Regions from separate parts of the Homo sapiens genome. Here region 1 is linked to region 2. A link is a contact called in ENCODE Hi-C or POLR2A ChIA-PET data. All regions are on one chromosome and are shown on one strand. Each heading gives the region's core, a stretch centred on a gene start or an enhancer-like site at or near the end of the contact. The rest is flanking DNA. Distances are from core to core; before and after follow the strand shown. Region 1 holds the start of DCK (deoxycytidine kinase). Region 2 overlaps RUFY3 (RUN and FYVE domain containing 3).

Region 1 (6,689 bases), core at 4,035-6,534, 240 kb after region 2:
GGATTACGGTTTTAAAACCCTACTGTGTCTGAACTTGAAACCAGTGTTTCTGTTTTACTTTTTTCACTTTTTTCTTTATTCTGCAGTATGCAGGTGTATGTTTTCTATAATATATACTATTACAGTGAGAACAGTTAGCACAGTAATAATCATTTGTTGACCTCTTCACCAAGCTATTATTTAATATTTTGTCTTCATTACAGATCATTAAGGAATATTAATAATATTGGAGAATCATTTACCAAGTTCCAAAAGGAAATGTGTATTTTATTTTATTTTATTTATGAGACGGAGTCTTGCTCTGTTGCCCAGGCTGGAGTGCAATGGCACGACCTCAGCTCACTGCAACTTCCACCTCCTGGGTTCAAGTGATTCTCCTGCCTCAGCCTCCCAAGTAGCTGGGATTACAGGCATATGCCACTATGTCCGGCTAATTTTTTGTATTTTTAGTAGAGACAGGGTTTCACCATGTTGGCCAGGCTGGTCTCAAAACTCCTGACCTAAGGTGACCCATGAGCTTTGGCTTCCCAAAGTGCTGGGATTATAGGCGTGAGCCATCGCGCCTGGCCAAAACGTGTATTTTAGAAGTCTTCTCAGAGTATCAGAAGTATTTATGTTAGAGGCATTTGTGTTTGAATCTTCAGGTTAAGAATATTTAATGGTAGTAGCCACAGTTGCTCAAAGTCACTAATGGTATTTGGGAGAAAGACTAGTTGAAATGCTAGCCAATGCTGTTGTGGACTGTGTCTGCATGCTTTAAAAACGCCCTGTGGGCCGGGCGCGGTGGCTCACGCCTGTAATCCCAGCACTTAGGGAGGCCGAGGTGGGCGGATCACGAGCTCAGGAGTTGAGACCTGCCTGGCCAATGTGGGGAAACCCCATCTCTACTAAAAAATACATTAAAAAATTAGCCGGGCACGGTGGCGCTTGCCTGTTGTCCCAGTTACTCGGGAGGCTGAGGCAGGAGAATTGCTTGAATCCGAGAGGCGGACTGTGCCACTGCACTCCAGCCTGGGCGACAGAGCAAGACTCCGTCTCAAAAAATAAAAAAATAAAAACACTCTGTTATTCATTTATTGTGTGTAAAGAAATATATATTGTAAAATTACCTACATTTTGATAATTAGGTTCATTTACCTCTGTTGTACTAAATGTATTATAAGTTGTTAATCCCTTATATAACATCTGCAATGAGCATTTTGCAACACAAAGATTCTAATTAATTATTCCTCTAAGGTTTAAACAACCATGTTTAGTAGAAGTTTTACTAAGAAATTGTACATGCTCCTGTTACAGCATGATGAATACAGTGTCACATTTTCTTGATGACCTCAGTCCACTTCACAAGCATGTAGTAAAACAGCTTTCTTTGCTAAGCTGTATACATCTGATGGCTCCTATGCTCTTCTAGTATGTTATTTTGCTTTCAGATTTCAGATTTGCAGGAAGCACACTGACTCCCACTCTTGCATTTATGATGGCTTCTGTACCCCGTTTTCTAGGCACTAATGAAGATTACAAGGGGAAATTTATAACCAAGCTTATTAAGTTGATAAATATCATTTTACAGAAGTAGTTGAGTTTGTGTAGACAAACTCATGGGCTGTGTAACCACTACTTAATGTTCAGGGTCTCTTATTTTTTCTGCTTTTTATTATTTTCTGGGTTGATTTAGTTTTCCTAATAAACCTGTATGTTGTCAGTCAGAACGCTGTCTCATTCTTTAGTTACACTAGAATTCCCACAGGAGAAAATTCCCAAATTGAAGGAGTAGTAAAATTTCTGGTAAGAAAGGATTAGGTGGCAGCACGATCATGACTGGCTGGGTGCGCTGTATCCTGTCTCTTATCTGCAGTTTCAAAACCTGAAAAGCTCAGAAAACCAAAATTTTTTTGTTTGTTTTTTTGAGACGGGGTCTCACTCTCATCCAGGCTGGAGTGCAGTGGCATGATCTTGGCTTAATGCAACTTCCGCCTCCCGGGTGCAAGCGATTCTCCAGCTTCAGCCTCCCGAGTAGCTGGGACCACAGGCACACACCACCACGCCCGGCTAGTTTTTGTATCTTTAGTAGAGACAGGGTTTCGCCATGTTGGCCAGGTTGGTCTCGAACTCCTGAACTCAGGTAATCTGTCCATCTCGGCCTCCCACAGTGTTGGGATTACAGGCGTGAGCCACCGTGCTTGGCCCCAAAGGTATTTTTTTTGAATTCAGTGCAAACTTATTCTGACCAGATGTTAATAGTCTTTATCCCACTTCATGTTAACACTCTTTGTTTCACTGCAAAATATTAGTGCATTTGATTTAACACCTCTGCAGGGGGAGTGGGGGTGCTTACTTAATAATTAATATACAGTATATGCACTGTATCGTTTCTAAAGTTTCGATTCCAAATTTTATTATTGAGACGGGGTCTTGCTGCTGTGTCACTCAGGCTGGCATGCAGTGGCGCGATCATAGCTTACTAAAGCTAAAACTTTGCAGGCCCAAACCATCCTCCCACCTCAGCCTCCTGAGTAGCTGGGACCACAGGTGTGTGCCACCACAACCAGCTAATTTTTGTATTTTTTCTATTAGTTTCGCCATGTTTCCCTGGTTGGTCTCGAATTCCTGAGCTCAAGCATTCCAGAGTACCTCCCAAAGTGCTGGGATTATAGGCAAGAGCCACTGCGTCCAGCCAGTTCCAAAGTTTAGAATTTCTTTTCTAAAAATCTTTTCTAAAAGTTTTAAATTCTGAAACATCTGGCTGCCAGGGTTTTAGATAAGAGATTGTGGACCAAAAATCAAGATGTTTTGAAAAGTGCTTTTCTCTGTTCTCTCCTTGTGTTACCCCCAGGTCATGTAGGAAAATGGGAAATTATGCTGGACTTAATGCCAAAAAAGCTAGATTCTTTGCTTCCCCCATTTACTTTGTTGTTGTTAGTTGAGACAGGATCTCACTGGAGTACAGTGGCATGATCTTGGCTCACTGCAGCCTTGACTCCCTGGCTTCGGTAATTCTCCCACCTCAGCCTCCCAAATAGTTGGGACTACAGGCGCCTGGCTAATTTTTCTATTTTTTGTAGAGACAAGAGTTTTGCCATGTTGCCCAGGCTAGTCTCAAACTCCTGGGCTCAAGCGATTCACCTGCCTCGGCCTCCCACATTTGTATTTTTCAAAGTATACTCTTAAGCTCAGATGAATTCAAGTTTTTGCAGCCAGAAACTGGTAGAACTGGTGTTTGAAATCTTTCATTTTCCAGTGCTTAAACTCTTCATCATTGTAAGATACTTCTTGTGTGGGTCTTTTTTGTGGAAACCACACTTGGAGATTTCTACTCCTTAACCCCAAGCCTCTTTATGACATCCATCCAGGACCAGCTCTGCTTTCCTGTTGAAGGTCTCAAGAGACTTGCCTTCCTCCTCTCGGTAGCTGCCAGTACTCTTACCATTTCATGAGTTTTCCCCCAAGCTTGGCTGTGAAATGTGATACCTATTAGCTTCCGCAGCACCTTTCTCCCAACTTCCTTGCTATACCTGATGACAACTCTTCAGGCCTCTTATATTCCTAGGATCTTGCTATTAATCACTATAGGGATAAGTAAAAGTAATATATACAAAATAATTGCATAACAGAATAATATAGGGCAGTTACATAGAATGATTCTTGCTGTTTAATCCTGGAAAATGTGATCCCCGAGGATTCACATTTTAATTTCTGCTCTTTATTTCTGAGGATGGAGTCACCGTTTTCCCCTTCTGGCTACACATTTAGATGCATTTCAGGTCTGATGATAGTTGCAATGTAAAAAAGAATAGCAAGGCCTTTGGTTTCTGTAGACAATTTGGACCAGATAACTTCCAGACTGGGTAATATCCGGTTTATTAGTGTTACTGGATGGGAAGTCTTGACTGAGTTGTCTGGGTTTTTGGCGTGTTGAACAAAGAATTGAACAAAACGTAGAAACAAAGCAACAAAAGAAGCAACGAAAGACAAAACAACAAAAGAACGAAGTAACAAAAGCACAAATTTATTGAAGCGAACCAAGTGCTTCAAGAGTCCCAATTGCAGTGTTCTTAAGGGTTACTAGGCTAAAAGAATTTGGTAAATCCCTAGGTGCCCTTTACAGTCGTCCAATTGGTTGCACCCTATGAAGGATTGGCCTGCGACCAATCAGAGGCTGAAATGGAGATGGCCGAGGACAATCAGAGGCGATGTGGAAACTTCTGTCTTGTAATCACAGGAGTGAAGGTGTGGCCTGTATGCTGCCTAGTCTTGCCTAGAAATTGCTGCACCTGCTGTTCTTTTGCTTATGCCTTAACCCTTGGTTACCCTAATTCCCTATTCTCTTGCCTCATTAGGTCTTTACCCTGACTAAAAATGCACTCATCTAGCTGGGACAAATCCTACACTGCATTTGTCCCATCTAGATGAGTATTCTAGCAGAGTACATGGCACATGAGTAGGCATTCAAAAATTCAACATACAGTACATTTTGTTACCTATGTGCCAGGTGTCGGGCAGGCTGAGTTAACAGCTGAACAGAAACCTACCTACCCAACGTGCTAACTTCTATACAGCATGGTCGTGCATCCAAATCAAATGGAAAGCGGTATGGGAGATCTGGAAAGGCCTCCTGTGGGTGGCATCTGACTACCTAAATTCCCATCCCAGTTTCACTTACTGACTTTGACACTTGGAACAAGCAGCCTCTCAGTGCCTGTTTTCCCACTGGCAGGTAAATGGGCTAATGACGGTATTTCTGGCACTAGACTTCGTTAATTAATGAAAAGCACATAGAAGAAAACAGCCTGGCTCTCTAAGTGGGCAGTGCGATTCCCAAGGACGGCACTTCGCCTGATAGTCTTCCTCTAGGCTGAGAAGCCAGAGTAAATCCATTTGATTTTCCTACCACACAGTGCCTTCTCCCCAGATGAGTTCAAAGCTTTAAGTCTATCCAGTTCTGTCCAGACGCGTCTGTTCATCTCCAACAGGCCCACTAGAGAGGCGGGTTTTCCAAAGCCTGGCACGGCCCACTGCAGGTGACGCCCTCTGCCCTCCAGCGCCCTCAGGCCTCTGGGGTCCACCCTTCCTCCCCACCCGACTCCGGAACCTCTTCCCGCGCCCTGCCCGGGCGCCTGGCTGCTTGGGGTAGAGGCCTTCCGCCACACGCGCGGCCCCGCCCCGGCCTTCACGTGACCTGGCGTGCGGAGCGCGCACGCGGGAACCCGCGCTGGAGGCGGGCGAGGGCCGAGGGGCAGCTAGGGAGCGCGGCTTGAGGAGGGCGGGGCCGCCCCGCAGGCCCGCCAGTGTCCTCAGCTGCCTCCGCGCGCCAAAGTCAAACCCCGACACCCGCCGGCGGGCCGGTGAGCTCACTAGCTGACCCGGCAGGTCAGGATCTGGCTTAGCGGCGCCGCGAGCTCCAGTGCGCGCACCCGTGGCCGCCTCCCAGCCCTCTTTGCCGGACGAGCTCTGGGCCGCCACAAGACTAAGGAATGGCCACCCCGCCCAAGAGAAGCTGCCCGTCTTTCTCAGCCAGCTCTGAGGGGACCCGCATCAAGAAAATCTCCATCGAAGGGAACATCGGTAAGGAGCCTCCGGAAATGTGGGACGCAAGGCTGGGGTGTCGCGGCAGTGGCTGAAGCTTCCCTTCGCCGCATCTCTCTGCAGCAACTCGGTGAGGGCTTTCCCTCCAGCCTGGCGGTGTGGACGCGGCCTCGGCTTCCTTTCCCACCCAGAGCATCCTTCCCTTACCTCCCGCTCCACGGGGTGACTGCGGTCCCCGGGGTCAGACTGGGCGCCAGGCCTGCGGTCTCTGTGAGGCGCGCTTTGAACCTCTGCTCCCTCTTTGTTGGGAACTCGCAAAGGGAAGCGGGGGAAGGGTATTAGATTTCTTGAGGTGTAACTTACATTAAATTCACCCTTTTTAGGTGTACTCTTCTATGAGGTTTGACAAACATTATGCCTTTTGCTATCACCATGATCGAGATACAGAACATTTTCATCACCTTAGAAAGTTCCTACCTGCTCCTTTGTATTCAGCCCCCTCCACCCTTCCTATTCCCTGGCACCCACTGATTTGATTTCTATCCCTGCAAGTGTTGCCTTTTCCAGAATGCCATATAAATGGAATCATAGGCTATATCGCCTTTTGTGTCTGGCGTCTTTCATTTAGCATAATGCTTTTGAAATTCATTCATGTTACTTGTGTCTGTAGTTTGTTTCTTTTTATTGCTGAGTAGTATTCCATTGCATGGATGTACCATCGTTTATCCATTTTCTAGTTGTGGACCTCAGGGTTGTTTACAGTTTTTTAGCTATATTATTAGCGAAGCATTGTTTTAGCTATATTATTAACGAAACTCGAAACATTCGAGTACAAGCAAAGAGGTCTTTAATGATCTTAATAGCATGGAGTTCCTCACCCCTTACTCCACATCCAAGTAAACATTGGATTATGATTCAAAGACCACTAACGTTTCTGTTAACTCAGATGGGGGGCAGACTAGGCCATGCCTGTCACTTTGCAAGATACACACCAACGTCCGATTCTTCTGTATCTCCAACCACAGGAAACCTACCCCTGAAACTTCCTGTTTTGATAGATTTAAAAAAAAATTTTTTTAGCTCCAGGTTGGGTGCTGGTCATTCATGCATACAGCAAATTTTTTAAAATTCTTACCACATTCAAAGCACTGTACCTTCTTGAAAAA
Region 2 (6,413 bases), core at 3,332-5,831:
CTGTTGCCCAGGCCAGAGTACAGTAGCATGATCATAGCTCTCGTAGCTCTCTGTAACTTTGAACTCTTGGTTCAAGTGACCTTCCTGCCTTACCTCAGCCCCGAGTAGCTAGGGCTATGGGTGCGTACCACCAAGTCCAGCTTAATTACACAACTTTTTATAGTACGTAAAAAGAATAGCTTAATGAACTTAAATATCTCCATCACCAGCTTCAGTAATTATTGCCAATCTTATTTAATCTAATACCTCCATTTTTGTTTCTGGAGCATTTTAAAGCAAACTCCAAACATTACATCTCAGCACCTGTAAATCCTTCAGTGTCAGAGCTAACAAAATTAACAACAAAGTCTTATAGTGTCTCAGCCCATTTTCAAAGTCTGTTGATTGTCTCAAATATGTCTTTTTATAGTTGGTTTATTTGAATCAAGAAACATACAAGTTATATATTATTATTATGTCTAAAAACTTTAGTGGTTTTTTTCTAATAATAGCCTTATTGAGGTACAATTCACATACCATAAAGGTCACCACTTTAAAGTGTACAATTCAGTGGTGGTTAGTATAGTCACAAAGCTGTGCATCCATCACCACTCTCTAATCGAAGAATATTTTCATCACCTTTTCTAAAAAGAAACTCTGTACCCATTAATAACCACTCTCTATTCTTCCTCCTCCCAGCCGCTGGCAACCACTAGTCTATTTTCTGTCTCTGCAGTTTTTTTTTGAGGGGCTTCTTCAAGTATTTACATATGTCTCTCTCCATAGATTTGCCTATTCTGGGCATTTTATATAAACAAAAATAAAATATGTGGTCTTTTGTGTCAGGCTTCTTTCACTTAGTATATGTTTTCAAGGGTTATCCATGTTGTAGCATGTATCGTAACTTCATTTCTTTTTATGGATTAATAATATTGTATGGGCATATCATATTTTGTCTATTGGTTGGTGGACATTTGGCTTGTTTCACTTTGGGGCAAATTATGAATAATACTGTGAACATTAATGCATACATTTTGTGTGGATATATTTTTTAAATAATTTCAGCTCTTGTTTTAGATTCAGGGGCTACATGCGCAGGTTTGTTACATGGGTATACTGTGTGATGCTGAGATTTGGGGTATGATGGATCCTGTCACCCAGGTAGTGAGCATAGTACCCAACAGTTAGTTTTTCTGCTTCCCTCCCACCACCCTCTAGTAGTCTTCAGTGTCTATTGTTGGCATTTTTATGATGTGTGGACATGTTTTCATATTGAAAATGTTGAATTGCTGGGTCAAATAACTCATATGTTTAATTTTTTGGAGAATTGCCAGACTGCCAAAGCAGCTGGACCATTTTACACTCCTACAAGCAAGGCACAAAAGTTTCCAGTTTTCCACATTCTTGCTAATACCATTTGCTTCAATGAATAATTATTATTGTTATCCTAGTGAGTGTGAAAAGGTATCTCATCTTGATTTGTATTTCTCTAATTAGCATCTTTTCATATGCTTTCTGGCCATTTGTCTATCTTCTCTGCAGAAATGTATATTTCAAGCCTTTGCCCATTCTTTTTTACTAGGATTATTTCTCTTCTGTTGTTAAATCATAATAATTATTTATACATTCTGGATATTGGATCTGATTTGCAAATATTTTCTGCCATTCTGTGGGTTGTCTTTTCACTTTCTTGATGATGTCGTTTGAAACACAAATGTTTTTATTTTTGATGAAGTCCACCTTACCTATTTTTTCTTTTGTTGCTAAACCATTGCCTAGCCTATGGTTATAAAATATTTAGACCTGTGTTTCCTTCTAAGAGTTTTATAGTTTTAGCTCTTACACTTTGGTCTCAGATCTATTTTGAGCTTTTTAAAAAATTATTTTGCATTTGGATATCCAATTATCCTACCACCATTTGTTGCAAATAATAATTTTTGTAATTTTAGTAGAGATGGGGTTTCACCATGTTGGCCAGGCTGGTCTTGAACTCCTGACCTCAAGTGATCCACCCACTTAGGTCTCCCAAAGTGCTGGGATTACAGACGTGAGATACCGCGCCCAGCCTGATCTTTTAAAATTTCTTGCAGCAAAGTTTTATAGTTTTCCATGTACAAGTCTTGTACTTCTTTTGTTAAGTTTATTGGTAAATATTTTTCTGGTGCTATTGTAAATGGAATTGTTTTTAAATTTCTTTTTCGAATTGTTTGTTGCTAATGTATACAAATATAATTAATTTTTGTGTATTGATCTTGTACCTTACAACCTTGCCAAACTCATTTTATGTACATACTTTGTGTGTGTGTGTGTGGATTCCTTAGGATTTTTTATATACAAGATCATGTCATCTGCAAATATAGTTTTACTTCTTCCTTTTCAAACTGGATGCCTTTCATTTCCTTTTCTTGCCTACTTGCCCTGGCAAGACTCGCCTATACAATTTGGTTAGAAGTAGCAAAAGTGGGCATCCTTGTCTTGTTCCTGATCTTTGAGAAAGCCTTCAGTCTTTTGCCATCAAGTTTGTTAGCTGTGAGTTTTTTGTAGATGCCCTTTGTCAAGCTAAGGAAGTTCTTTCTCTTCCTAGTTTGTTGAATGTTTTTATCATTAATGGATATTGGAACTTGTCAAGTACTTTGTCTGCTTCTAATGAAATGACCATGTGATGTCTTTCTTTACTCTGTTAATTTGGTGTATTACACTGATTGAGTTTTGTGTGTTGGACCGACCTTGCATTCTGTGATTAATCCCACTTGGTCCAGTTATATAATCCTTCTTATATGTTTCTGGATTTGGTTTACCAGTATTTTGTTAAGGATTTTTGTGTCTGTATTCATAAGGAGTATTGATCTATAGTTTTCTTATGATATCTTTATCTGATTTGGTCTCAAGGTAATATTAGTGTCATAGAATGAGTTCGGAAGTTCTCTCTTCTAATTTTTGGAATAGTCTGTCAAGGATTGGTGTCAATTCCTTAAATGACTGGTAGATTTTAACAACGAGACTATCTGGTCCTGGCCTCCTCTGTATGCTATTTTTTTATTATTATTACTAATTCAGGATCTTTACTTGTAGGTCTGTTCAGATTTCCTATTTCTTCTTATGTCAGTTTTGGTAGTTTGTGTCTAAGAAATTGTCCATTTTGTCTAGATTATCTAATATGTTGACATACAGTTGTCCGTAGTATTCCCTTATAATCCTTGTTTCTGTAATGTCAATACTACTGTCCCCTCTTTCATTCCCGATTTTAGTAATTTGAATCTTCTCCCTTTTCTACTGATCAGTCTAGCTAAATGTCAGTATTGTTAATCTTGTCAAAGAGCCAACTTTGGATTTTATTGATTTTTCTCAGTAGTTGTTTTTGCTTTTTAATTTATTTCTGATCTAATCTTTATTATTTCCTTCCTCCTAGGGCTTTCTACTTATATACATGTATGTTGGTTGCCCTTGATGAAGCCAACTGTGAAATCATGGAATTATAATATGCTAGCTAGGAGAGTGATCTAGGCCAGTGCTTCTCAAACTTTAATGCACATACAGATTGCTTGGGGATCTAGTTAAAGTGCAAAACCTGATTCAGTGGTAGTGTTGAAGTCTACAGCTTCCCTTGTCTAAAAGCTTTCCTGGTTATGCCAGTGTTGATGTTCTGAGACCAGAGAGTAGAAAGGATCTAGTTCATTTGGTATCAATCATTTGTGGGATTTTCCAAACAGAACATGTCATTTCTCTGGTTCCAGGTATATTAATATGTCTCTCCCTTTGAGAATCAGTGCTGCTATATGTCATTATGACTATTATGAATGTGCATGGTTTCCAAGGGAAAAAACTGAACAAGCCCAACCCTCTCATTTTACTGATGAGGAAATTGAAGCTTCAAAGGGGTGAGATTTCTTGCCTGAAGTCATATAATAGGTTAATTGGCTCCATGGATGAGTATATTAATCCTTTCTGATGACAAGTCCTAACTCAGTGAAGTTCATCATTGATTATACTGTTACCAAGAAAAGGTAGCAATGAGGACAAGTAAATTTATGGTTAATTTTTTTTTTTTTTTCGAGATGGAGTTTTGCTGTTGTCGCCCAGGCTGGATGGAGTGCAATGGCACAATCTTGGCTCACTGCAGTTTCTGCCTGCCGGGTTCAAGTGATTCTCCTGCCTCAGCCTCCTGAGTAGCTGGGATTACAGGTGCCTGGCACCACACCCAGCTAACTTTTGTACTTTTAGTAGAGATGGGGCTTCCCCATGTTGGCCAGGCTGGTCTCGAACTCCTGACCTCAGGTAATCCACCTGCCTCGGCCTCCCAAAGTGCTGGGATTACAGGTGTGAGCCACCAAGCCTGGCTGGTTAATTTTTTTGACTAACCCCTTTAACAGATTTCAATCCAGAGAAAATGTTACTTAAGTAAATTTTCTTATTATTGAGTAGAAATATGATACCTGAGACGCCATTAAGAATAGATAGATATAGTTATGGATATAGATATATAGATATTCTAAGGGTCCTAAGACTCTATTATAATTTTTTTTTTTTTTTGTAAATGAGGATAGAATAAAAGTTCATGATTGTCTCATACAAATAAGTGTCATCAGGCTAACTAAATGGTGTTTTATTACAAGGTCTTTTTCAGTACTTTCACTTCTTTCTTTCACAATTAAGGACTCATTTTCTGTCCAGTTTTATACGCTAAGGTCTTTTTAGTACTTTCACTTCTTTCTTTCACAATCAAGGACTCATTTTCTGTCCAGTTTTATACTCTAAGAACAATTATTGCAAAAGTTCAAAATAGATTTATTTAAAATTATTGTTCTTCAGTCATTCCCAACATAGAGTAAGCTTTTCTTTCTATATGTTTCTGTTAGTTTGTTGTTTTTAATCTCATATTAAAGCTTTTTTTTTTTTCTTTTTTTCTTGAGACGGGGGTATCACTCTATCTCCCAGGCTGGAATGCAGTGGTGTGATCTTGGCTCACTGCAACCTCCGCTTCCCGGGTTGAAGCGATTCTCCTGCCTCAGTCTCCCTAGTAGCTGGGATTACAGGCGCCTGCCACCATGCCCAGCTAATTTTTGTATTTTTAGTAAAGACGAGGTTTCACTGTGTTGGCTAGGCTGGTCTCAAACTTTTGACCTCAGATGATCCTCCCTGAGCCACCGCGTGAGCCACCAGCGTGAGCCACTGCGCCCAGCCAAAAGCTTTTACACATCTTTGAAAAGTCTTCTGTGTGATAACCATTTTGTTTCTTATATAAGATAAAAGCTTTAATCTGTTAGATAATAAGAAAATTCTGAAGAATAACTATGATTGTGCTACATATTAATATCAATTATTCTCTGCCAAGAATTGCATATAACATACTTAATACTAATATTAAATATATCTTTCTTTTCCTTCAATTATTTAGAAAACATTTCAAGATTTTGCTGTATGAACATTAGTCATTGCATTATAAGAAGATAAAATGGCACCTTGGTGACATGATTTGTTTTCAGAACAATATGACTCACTGTCACTGTTAGCTATATGACTTCAGATCACTTTTATCATCACTATTAACTAAATGAGCTACATGACTCTGTAAAGTTTATTAAAATACCCTTATATGGAAATTAGCAGTCTTGAAGAGATACAGTGAAGAATCACATGCTTTTTGAAAGAACATTGAGGTCGGGTACGGTGGCTCATGCCTGTAATCCCAGCACTTTGGGACACTGAGGCGGGCGGATCACGAGGTCAGGAGATCAAGACCATCCTGGCTAACACAGTGAAACTCCGTATCTACTAAAAATACAAAAAGTTAGCCGGGCGTGGCAGCAGGTGCCTGTAGTCCCAGCTACTCAGGAGGCTGAGGCAGGAGAATGGCGTGAACCTGGGAGGCGGAACTTGCAGTGAGCTGAGATCACGCCTCTGCACTCCATCCCGGGTGACAGAGCGAGATTCTGTCTCGAAAAAAAAAAAAAGGAAAAAAAGAACATTGATTTGAGAACCAGTCAACATAATGTATTATTTTAACTATAGTCACTTCCACATGATTTCTTTAGTCCAGTGCTCTTGCTGTATTCCCCACCAATGTGATCTGCACCATCGTCCATCTAATCGCCAAAACTACAAATAGGGAAGTTACTCTCCATTCTCCTTGACTATGTCCAGATAGTCAAGCTATGAAATGCTAACGTTCTACCCCAGAATGTCTCTCCATGCTGACTCCCTCTTCTCCATACAGCCCCACTGCTCTAGTTCTACCCTTTATTATTTATTTTCCTCTGCCATTGCAGTAGACCCTTACTTGCCCCTCAGCTTTGAGTTCATGCACCCTTCCAATCATCTTCCAAAAGGATGCAAGAATGGCTTCTCTAAAATTCAAATTTGTGACATCACATCCCACGTTAAAGTCTTCACTGACTTTAAGGTGAAATCTGTACTCCTTAAACAAGGTCCTTAGC

What was found. Hi-C counts contacts between places; a loop is a spot of excess contacts on that map. ChIA-PET counts read pairs that join two places held with the same protein, here RNA polymerase II (POLR2A). Pooled maps may share reads with other maps.
Region 1: a map of OCI-LY7 shows a loop between it and region 2 (2.4-fold over the local background). The contact joins the promoter of DCK here to the enhancer-like site in region 2. A Hi-C loop is called at or near these places in 2 of 168 maps with a recorded cell type or tissue (DLD1 and OCI-LY7), 9 of 37 single-sample maps with no recorded cell type and 5 of 50 pooled maps. POLR2A ChIA-PET finds 5 or more read pairs at or near these places in 3 of 52 experiments (GM12878, H1 and OCI-LY7).

Annotation. Positions count from the first base shown.
Region 1 is chr4:70,988,365-70,995,053 of GRCh38, forward strand. It overlaps DCK (deoxycytidine kinase), which reads left to right and starts at 5,285. Exons shown (of 7, transcript NM_000788.3): 1 at 5,285-5,562. The coding sequence starts at 5,472. RefSeq lists a silencer at 5,021-5,360 and an enhancer at 5,531-5,710.
Region 2 is chr4:70,750,035-70,756,447 of GRCh38, forward strand. The region is part of intron 1 of RUFY3 (RUN and FYVE domain containing 3); the gene reads left to right. Among named protein-coding and RNA genes, the nearest start is that of RUFY3, 31 kb to the left of the region's middle. Within about 2 kb of position 4,582, at least 3 of the 41 ENCODE cell types and tissues checked have a DNase peak (open chromatin) inside an H3K27ac peak, as active enhancers do; they include OCI-LY7, where a contact is called at or near this core.